Linked DNA regions of Homo sapiens: region 1 is linked to region 2. A link is an interaction called in ENCODE POLR2A ChIA-PET data of the cell type or tissue named here. Cell type or tissue: PC-9. All regions are shown on one strand.

The links. ChIA-PET counts read pairs that join two places held together with the same protein. Peaks named below come from ENCODE experiments on the same cell type or tissue, not always from the same donor. Only the 100,000 strongest peaks of a DNase experiment are listed, where the experiment ranks them.
Region 1: POLR2A ChIA-PET joins it to region 2 with 7 read pairs; 4 of 35 experiments call an interaction of 5 or more read pairs at or near these places.

Annotation. Positions count from the first base shown.
Region 1 is chr3:194,166,281-194,171,280 of GRCh38, reverse strand. No RefSeq gene overlaps it. Among named protein-coding and RNA genes, the nearest start is that of HES1, 33 kb to the right of the region's middle. In PC-9, CTCF peaks have their summits at 2,578 and 2,793; no DNase peak of the experiment used is centred here.
Region 2 is chr3:194,268,499-194,273,498 of GRCh38, reverse strand. No RefSeq gene overlaps it. Among named protein-coding and RNA genes, the nearest start is that of LINC02048, 5.7 kb to the left of the region's middle. RefSeq lists an enhancer at 1,522-2,453. In PC-9, CTCF peaks have their summits at 3,293 and 3,492; DNase peaks (open chromatin) are centred at 2,118, 2,708 and 3,688; H3K4me3 peaks cover 1,382 bases; H3K27ac peaks cover 3,773 bases.

The DNA.
Region 1 (5,000 bases), 100 kb after region 2:
GGAACAGGTGAAAAGGCTCAACCTCTCTTTAATAATCTAGAGAGGGGCTTTTGAACTTTCAGACACAGAAGTCTTTTGGAAAAATGAAGTTTAATGTGGAACTCTATAAATATATATATATATAAGTGATATTTAGCTGGCATAACTTTATTTTGTATGTTCAAATTTATAACATTTATTAACATTTCAACAGGAGGTTGTTTGTTTTGACTAACGACATTTTGAAATTGTAGAAGTGGGAGATAGTTGCTATCTTATCAGCCTCTGCATCTGATAAACATCTGCATTTGTTTTGTTGCTTCCTTTCCAGGTTGCAAATAGAAAGTTATCTGAGGGTAGCATTGCAGTCCAGGGCGCTTCTCAAGTATATGGAGAGAATAAACTTTTTGCTCTGAAGTCAGCCCTAAAATGAGTTATAGATTTCTAGGGTATTGGTTTCTCATGTCTTAATAATGCAATATAATTCAATTAGCATGCATATTATTTCTTGTTTCCTTTTAAAAAACATTTCTAACTGTATTATAAAAATATAGGCTTACTGTCATGTTTGTAGAATTTCTGAATCACTTGTGAGGGGTGTCTTTGGCCAGCGGGCATGAAGAACTGTAGGGGTCTAAGGTAGCCCTGCTGGGGGATATGGGTGAGATATGTCCTCTTCCACACAGAGGCAGTGAAAGGGCCCATGGTGCCCCACAGCGGATCATCTGTAAGCCCCATTTTAAAGCCAGCTTCTCAAGGTTCATGGTGCCCCACGGTGGATGACAAGTAAGCCCCATTTTAAAGCCAGCTTCTCAAGGTTCATGGTGCCCCATGGTGGATGACAAGTAAGCCCCATTTTAAAGCCAGCTTGTCAACATTCACTGGGTCTCTCAGTCGCCTCCCTCTGTGGCTTCTTATTTCCTTGCTGGAATCTTTTTTTTTTTTAAATATGCTTGCCTCCCCTCAGCAGGCTCCAGACCGCACCTGGAAGGTCACTGGAGCCAGCCTGTAAGAGGAAGTATCACCCTTCCCTGAGACCACCATGAAGGTGGGAGTGGTGGGCTTCAGAAGACTCCCAGGAGAAGGGGATCCTAGATACAGAAAGAGGGTTCTCCCAGTGTCCTCCCCAAACCCCCATCCCTCCGCCTTGCCAACCCTGGAGTTTCTGGGCTTTATTTTTAGTAATAAAGCCAGTATTTCCTTAATACTGCAGTCTGCCAAGTTGTACATTAGGCACCGTGGGGGCACAGAGACAAATAGGCTCCGGGCAGCCCCCAGCCTTTCACAGTCAACAGAAATTTGAGCTCCTGGGCCCTTTCAGCCAAGAGAGAAGCTGGGTTCACGGTGCTTCTCAAATGTTATTTTCAAAATGGACTTATCTCAAAGCCGATTGAGTACTAATTTATGTTTTCGATCCCAGTAAGATCTGTTGAAATGCACCCCTTCTTCCAGGCCACCCCCACCTCTGCAGTGTGAGGGAGCACGCGTCAGGGTGTCTGCTGATGACGGATGACCCAGCTTGCTCTTTGTATTGCTTGGCCGGCAGATTTTGTTCCCAGATTGTTTTGGAGTGGCCAGAAGCGGTCAGCATGTGGGATCTCCAAAATCTTGGAGACGTCAGGTCACATACTGGTAACATCATTCAACCGAAGACATTTTTAAAAAAACATAATTCTCTGATATTTGTTAGTTGAGGCTGAAGCCTTTACTTCTCAGGCAGTGAGGAATAGAATTCCAGGGAAAGTAATTTCGCATTGGAGAAAAGTAAAGAATAGAGCAATGTCTTCCCTAAGCCCAGCTACGATTTCTCCTTTCCCAAGGGTCTCTAACGGTGGAGGAGGGCTGGGAGCCCTGTTCTCTGTGTCCTTGTCTTGTAAGTGAGAGACTGGGCTATAGCGAGCAATTATCTATCTCTGAACCCACAGAAAGAGAATGGGTCTATGAGCAATTTTCAATATTTCAAAAAGCTTCATGGCAATCCTTCATTTGCCTGGATATGGGTGGCACAGTCTGATGAAGATGCCTCCTTGCTTTGCTTTTGGCTGTGTGGTAACCCTGGGGACTACCTCATGCAAACAAGAAGGTCTGCCTGGCCAAATAGAACTGTGATTCATTGCCTGGGTTTTGACAGCAGACAGATCTGGGGTCAAGCCTGTGCTCATCTGCTTCCTAGCAGAGTGGCTTTGATGGAACTACTTGATCTCTGTGAACTTCGATGCTTTCACCTGTAAAGTAAGGACAAGAATCTGAACCTCAGGGTGCTGTTGGGGTAGGTCTACGGTGAGCCTTCGATAAAAGGTAGCTGCTGTTGGGACTAGTTGTGATTAATGAAAAATGAGAAATGGAATTATTATTTAATAAAAGTAACCTATTGGTGGGCAAAGATCTTTTAAAACTTGTAGCCCAGAAGGGTTCTAGGCAGTGAAGGTTGGGACCCTCTACACCAGGCGACCCTAAATTTTTCCTTTGCAGTGGGGCTGTGGAGAGGACGTACGTGCATGATTGAAGTTTAACAGGGAAACTTTCATTTCATTTCCTTTTGCTGATTATGCATATCCTGTGGTGTCCTAAAACTCAAGCCTAGGACCATAGTTCAGGCCACATGCCCTGTGGTGACCTCCGTCTAAGCCACCTCTGTGTGCCCTAGATTGAAAACTGTTGATTGAAAAGGTCAGAACAATACCTTCTGTCATGATGGCTGCAGATCACATTCAATCGGGACAGCATTCTAGTGATTCAAAAGACACACACACACTCACACTCACACACACACACACACACACACACACACACACACACACACCCCAAACAGGGACATCAGTGACCTGCGGAGAATGGGGGAGATTTGAGGATTTACCTGGGAATGAAGGTTTCAGTCATGCTACCACCCAGTGGTGGGTGGAAGTAACCTGGTCAGTTAAGCCTGCTCCAGGATTTTGTTTGATATTCAATAATTATCTTACTGCTGCTCTTTGTTCTGGAAGCTCTTTCTTGGCAATGTGTTGAGACACATGTTTTTTCTTCTTTAAAAAAAACACACACAATACAGTGAGACTAAAACTGCTCTAAAAATTGTTTATTAAAACAAAAAAAAAATGTGTGTGTTTGTTCTGCTGACAACAGTGCCATGAAATATAAAACTTGGTGCCCAGGATTTCTTCATGCTAATATATTACATAACTTGAAGGCTTCCCTATGTATTGAACCCCTGTAGAAATTTCCGGCTGAACGTCAACCTCTTCCCCTTCCTCCCAACACACAGCTCTACCTCCCACTCACTTTGCAGTGGACTTTCTTTAGAAGGTCTCTTTTAGATTTTTCTTTTTCATCACACAGAGACGCTGCCATGAATGAAGAGTCTTTCTTCTTACAATTGAAGACTTCAGCTTCAAAAAAATGAGATAAATTCATTTTCTCCTCTCTAAGGTACTTGAAATGTAAGAGTTCATTGAAAGGGGAGGGGGAAACTCATTGTTGAAATTCATTAAGTTTTAGTCTTGACTAAAATGAAAGAAATGGAGATTAACAATTCAAAAATGGAGCTTGTTCATTAAAATTAACTACAGTTACACAGCTTGTCATGCAGTTCACGGGGAATCATTTCTCTCCTGCTTAATTATGATGATGAAAACTCAGCTTTTACTAGGATAAAATGATGTCATCCTTATCAGAAAAAAAAATTGTTTCCCAAGTCTGGCTGCAGCAGTATTTTTCTGGGATGTTTAAAAAAAAAAAGCTTCTAAAGTGATTTGTTAAGTAAAGTTGTTCTCCAGAGCTAGCTCTGTATTGATGTATGTTTGAATACGGGGGGGAAATGTCTCACATAATGAATCCAAGCTTAATAAACCAAATACCAAATGCATTTAAATTTATTACAATTAGGACTTTCGGAGTTGTAAACACCTTAACAGACACACAACTTCAAAATCATTCTGATATTACCGAACTTATATTCAAAATGCCCTGTGCTTTCGTCACATGATTTATTAGATGTGGTGATTGGCATGTTCTAGAATTTCCCCCTCCCCAAAGAAAACACATTTTTTCTTACATGGTTATTGCAGCAGTTATGTATTATAGCTACGAGTGTTATGAAGCACAGCATTACGTTTTAAGAAGCTCCTTCCCTTCCCCATGAGAGAAAGGGACTCTACAGGAAGCAGAGGAGTGGGGCAGCGTGGAGCTACAGGCTCTCATCTCTGGGATGGTTCCAGCTGTAATAAGTGAGCCCAAGACTCTAACGTAACAGGAAAACTCCACTGGCTCCAGTGATTAGGAGGGACCCCGCCCACAAGGACGCTGTTGGCCCCTGTTGCCATCTGCCTTTGGACGTGTTAGGAGGTAAAGAAAGGTCCTTTTTATGTTAAAATCTCACTACCTCTGAAACTGCCCTACAGAAATCCCATCATTCCCCTTCTCTCTCTTTTCTTGGCAACACTAAAAGTCCTTTGTAAACATCCTCCCTGAAAAGCCTCTGTAGATCTGTCCGATAAACTTCCAAAGCGGGGGGCGGGCGAGCGGGCGGGTAGTTTAAGCTCCTGCCTGGGAACAGATTGAATGTAGACAGTTTAAAAGATTATTACATTTGGAGAAGTAGCTGAAATCACCAAGCTTGAAAAGGTGTGAAGGAGCAGCAGAAAGGATACAGTCCTGGTCTGGCTATGCAGGGCTTTTTTTATTTTCTTTCCCTAGACCCCTAAAGCTGTGAGGAATCTTGTTGCTAATCAGAAGGAAGAAACCCAGGCTCTTGGTCCTAAATGCACACAATTATGAAAGCAAAGGCAATGAAACATTAAAAGATGTTCCCAAAGTATGTCAGAGCTAACATACACACCACTCCAACCAAACTGAATTAGCCCAACCAGTCAGAAGTGCTTTTTTTTTTTCTTTTTTTTTTTAAAAAAGAATCTGTTGGCAAATGTGTCTCATTTATCAAATCCTTTCATTTCCCCTTCTCCCCAGCCCTCCTTCACAGGTCAAAGGAAATGCACTGGTCTATTGAAAGATATTGATTTCCTCCC
Region 2 (5,000 bases):
GCCTCGGGTGGCTAGGGTGTGGATTTTGGCCGGTGAACGCCACGCATCAAACTCGTGTGTGGCAGCTGGGGGACCACCCAGCCCTAAGCAGTCGGCCCACCGCATTTCAGGGTGGGTTGTTTTCTTGCTCGGACTTGTTTTTCCTGGCACTGCAAAGGTCACATGCTTACTTCGTGGCAGTAAGTGTGAGGCGCCCCCGTGGGCTCTTAGCGAGGGTAAAGAGATGCTTTTTTTTTTTTTTTTTGCATACGCAGAAAGTTACGTGGGAACAGAACCATGTATAACCCATTAAACTGCCTGTCCTGATGGACGCCCAGGCCGCTCCTACATGTCGATAATGTGTACAAGATGTGTAGCGCTTGGGGCGGCACCAGCAGACGCTCTGGCCAAGCACTTATGTTCTAAATAACCCTCTTAGGCAGCACTTGCTAATTAATACCAGGGATAACCTCACAGCCCGCGGTGAACAGAGAAGCCTGGAATCTCCAGGAAGTGGGAGGATCCTCTGATATCCTTAACTCGTGATCTCCTTTCCAGAATCACCTCCCCACAACCATGTGTGTCCAATCTAGCACGGACACTTCTAGTGACCGGAGGTGTGCCGGCCAAGGATCAGTCCGTCCTCTGTTGGAAAGTTCCTATAGCAGTCAAAATCTGCCCTCCATAGACGTTTGCTCTAGGGCCCTCATCAGACCCTTTGGGGTCAGATAGAGTCCAATCCCTTCTTGTAGGACTGCCCTTGGCTATTGGAAGATAGTTCTCACCATCAGGGTTGAACCACCTGACACGGTTCTCCTGCACCTGGTTTTGACCCCCTTCCCCATTCTATCCAAGCTCCATTTACTTTCCTAGAAACATGGTTCCCTCGGTTTGCTCTGAGTAGCCCACAGGGAGAGCGGGACAGGAGAGTGCCTCGCTTCCTCTGAGCGGTGGGCAGTTCTCTCCATTAAGTAAGAGAATGAGAGGTGAGCTCCAGGCCCCCTACAGCTCCCTACTGGGGCTCTGCTCGGGGTCATCCACTTGTCCTGCCCTCGGGTGGGCAGACACCAACTCTGTCAACCACAACGGGCCTGGCCGGGCTGCTCGTTGGGCCTCCAGGGATGCCTGAGGACAGCTCCAATCTGCGGGCCAGTGACTTACACCCTCCCTGGCCTTCATTTCTCCTCATATGTGAAATTGAATTATGAAACCAGGTCAATAAGATTTTATGAAACCCTAGTAGGGAGAGGCTGGGCGTGGTGGCTCATGCCTGTAATCCCAGCACTTTAGGAGGCCGAGGCGGGCAGATACCTGAGGTTAGGAGTTCGAGACCAGCCTGGCCAACATGTTGAAACCCTGTCTCTACAAAAATACAAAAAATTAGCCGGGCATGGTGGCGGGTGCCTGTAATCCTAGCTACTCGGGAGGCTGAGGCAGGAGAATCATTTGAACTTGGGAGGGGGAGGTTGCAGTGAGCCAAGATCACACCATTGCACTCCAGCCTGGGAGACAAAGTGAGACTCCGTCTCAAAAAAAAGAAAAAAAAAAAAGTAGGGAGAAGTTCTCGTGGGAGTATCATGGCTTCGGTACTCTCACAGCTGCCTGACACCATAAGACTGAGCAACTAGGAAGGGGCACAGCGGAGGTTACTGCCCCACGGCGCAGCTGAAAAAACAGGCTCAGGGGATGAAATGACTCGCCATGGTCCCACGGGTGGATGGCAGCACTGCCCAGGAACTGGAACCCAATGCTGTTTTGAGGCCAAATTAGTGCTTTTCCCATGCCCTTGAGCAGCTCAGCCTCGTTGAGGGGGAAAGGATGAGACATGCTCAGGGTGCACCCACCAAACGATGCCTCTGTGTGTCCTGGGGCACAGGCTGGCACGGCTCAGAGCTCAGCCTGCATGCCCGCTCCCCTTGATGCTGTACTGTTTAGTTTATGAAGCCACAGGCGAGGGAGAGAGAGCAGCGTGATGGCCCCTCCTGCTGCAGCTCTCTGGCCTGGATACCAGGGACGGGGTGTGCCCACCCAGCCTGGGCCTGGAGGGGGCTGAGCCAGGGCGGCGGGTGACTGCTCGGCCATACTCCTCAGTGCCCGGAAGCCTGAGGGCACGAGGACTGGCTGTCTTCCCAGAAAACACAGATCACTGTCTGCCTGTTCTGTCCTTGAGCTCAGGCCCAGCTCTGTCCCATGACAGGATCCAGGAGGCGGGTGGCGGGTGGCAGGCCCTCCCCTCTATCCCAGGGAAGAGAGCAGGCTCCAAGGCCTGGGAGAGCCTCCAAGCCAGGGTCTCCAAGCCAGGCCTCTGGGGCCTGTCCCCAGGACCTGGGGCTCCCTGGGGGCTGCTTGTGGCTGCATTCAGTGCAGGAGGCCAGCCTCTGGAGAGCTCAAAGGAAGGACTTTGTTTTCAGGGAAGAAGGCAGGGCAAGGGTCACCTCCCCCTCCTTAATGAGTGACTGGCTCCAAAATGGCTTCTCTCCAATTGGTCTTTGCCAGGGCAGGGGTGACAGAGTCTGCTCTCAAGGGGGCAGCCTGAAGACCTCTGCGGGTTCTGTTGACAGGGCAGGAGCCGTGCCTCGCCACCCCCACCCAAGCATCTGAGCTGCCCCGGGCCTCTGCACAGCTTGACTCTGATGGAGGTAGCTCCAGGATGAGACTTGCTGAACCCCGGATCCGGCCACAAAGCGCAGAGCGCCTTTTCCTCCTGTAGAGCAGTGGGGTCAGGCCTGCGGTTGGAAGGGAAGGCTGATCCTGAGATGGGTGGAGCTTGAAGAAGCAGGATGATCCGGCAGGAAAGGAGCGAGCCAGTCAACACACCCTGGGGCACTAGGCTCTAGCGACCCAGGGCAATGAAATGAAGCAGTCCTCTTGTCAAGGTGGTGTCAGGCTTGTGTGAGGGGTGGAGGCGGAAAGGGGTGGGCAATGGGTGAGAAGGTGGCCATTTCTTCCTCTATGCCAGTTTTCAAAGTGGTGCCCTGGGCACGGCACGGTGGCTCACACCTGTAATCCCAGCACTTTGGGAGGCCGAGGTGGGTGGATCATCTGATGTCAGGAGCTCGACACCACCCTGGCTAACATAGTGAAACCCCGTCTCACTAAAAATACAAAAAAAAAAAAAAGAGCCGGGCGTGGTGGCGGGCGCCTGTAATCCCAGCTACTCGGGAGTCTGAGGCAGGAGAATCGCTTGAACCCCGGAGGTGGAGCTTGCAGTGAGCCGAGATGGCACCACTGCACTCCAGCCTGGGCCACAAGAGTGAAGCTCCATCTCAACAAAACAAAACAAAAAACAAAAACAAAAACAAAAACAAAGTGGTGCCCCGGAAGAAACCTACAAGAAGTCAAATGAAAGGCCCTGCTTCCAGTCCCAGCCCTGCCATAGCCTCACGGCCAGAGACGGACTCAGTGCTCTTCTCTGTGAAATGGGTGTTAGAACCGTGTCTCCTGAAAAGCCACCAAGTGTCTGGGGGAACTGGATGTGGGAGGGCTTTTTCGGCTGTGGGGGGCTCTATGGTGAGATGGAGGTGTGATCCTCTAGCAGGCCTGGTGGAGGCGCTCGGTCCTGGTGCCGGGAGGAGCTTCCTTCCCCACTAGCAGGAGCAGTCGGCACCGCCAGGGATGGATTCTCCGCGTGGCTGGATGGGAGGGCAAAGCCGGCTCGTGCTCCCCGTCTTCCCGCCCTCCCCCATCCTAGCAAGACCTTCTTCGTCCCCCGGTGCTGGCGGAATTTCAGAGGGCCTGGCTGCCAGGAAGGGTGGGGCTGCCAGACACGGCCGAGCCGCAGGGTGACCCGGCCAGTCCCGGAAACTCTCCAAACCTTGGACCTCAGCCGCACATCCGGCAACGCTGAGGGGTGGTGGCAGGGCCCGCCGGGGGACTGAGGGCGTGTGGGATGCCTCCAAGGTCAGGTCACTGGAGATTTCCAACATGAGAAAGGAAGAGCTGCGTTTTATCCTATGTGAGGATCAGAAGGCTTCTCAGGGTTGACGGAAGTAGTGGGGCGGCCTTCCCAAATGCTTTCCTACTCCCAGGTGCTACCTTAGGACTGAACGTGTATCCTAGACTCATTAATTCAACAAGAAACAGCCCAGACTTGTTGAAGAGTGTTCACTTTGTGCCCGGCACCATGCTAAGCTTGTTACTTACACAAATCTTTCAAGAACTCAATGAGATGAGAACATTATGCCCATTTCATAGATGAGAAAACAGAGAATCTTTCAAGAACTCAATGAGATGAGATTATGATGATGCCCATTTCATAGATGAGAAAACTGAGGCTCGGGGGACAAGAATCACTTGCCCAAGGTCACGTAAACACTAATTGTAGGAGTCTGGATTCACACCCAGGCAGGTTTGGGTGATTCCAAACTTTATGTCCTTAACTTTCCTGGAAGGCAGGACCCATAGTTTACTCAACCCTGCAGAATGCATAGTAGCCAGTGAAGATGTACTGAATGGGGCCTGCTGCATTTTTAGGGGACTGACTCTCTCCCATTATAGACTGATGAAAGGACATGAAATGCATGCCAGAACTTAGCTCAGTGGCTGGCACGTAGCAGAAGCCAAGGTGCAGCTTTCCTCCCTCTTACCTGGTGCATCTGTGCTCCTGAATAACACTGTCAGCCTCTCCTTCGGTCCCTGTTTGGGTAAAGCTGTTAACAGTCCCAGTCAGGGCTGGGTGCGGTGGAAGGCCGAGGTGGGTGGATCACCTGAGGTCAGGAGTTCGAGATCAGCCTGGCCAACATGGCGAAACCCCATCTCTACTAAAAATACAAAAATCAGCTGGTCACGGTGGCACATGCTTGTAATCCCAGCTACTCGGGAGGCTGAGGCAAGAGATCCCTTGAACCTGGGGGTTGGAGGTTGCAGTGAGCCGAGATCACACCACTGCACTCCAGCCTGGGCAACAGAGCAAGACTCCCATCTAAAAAAAAAAAAAAAAAAAAGGAGAGAGAAAAAAGTCTCAGTCAGAACCCATCAGCCTGAGGGAGTGAGAGGCCTTAGGGGTGGGTGGGAGAGGAGAA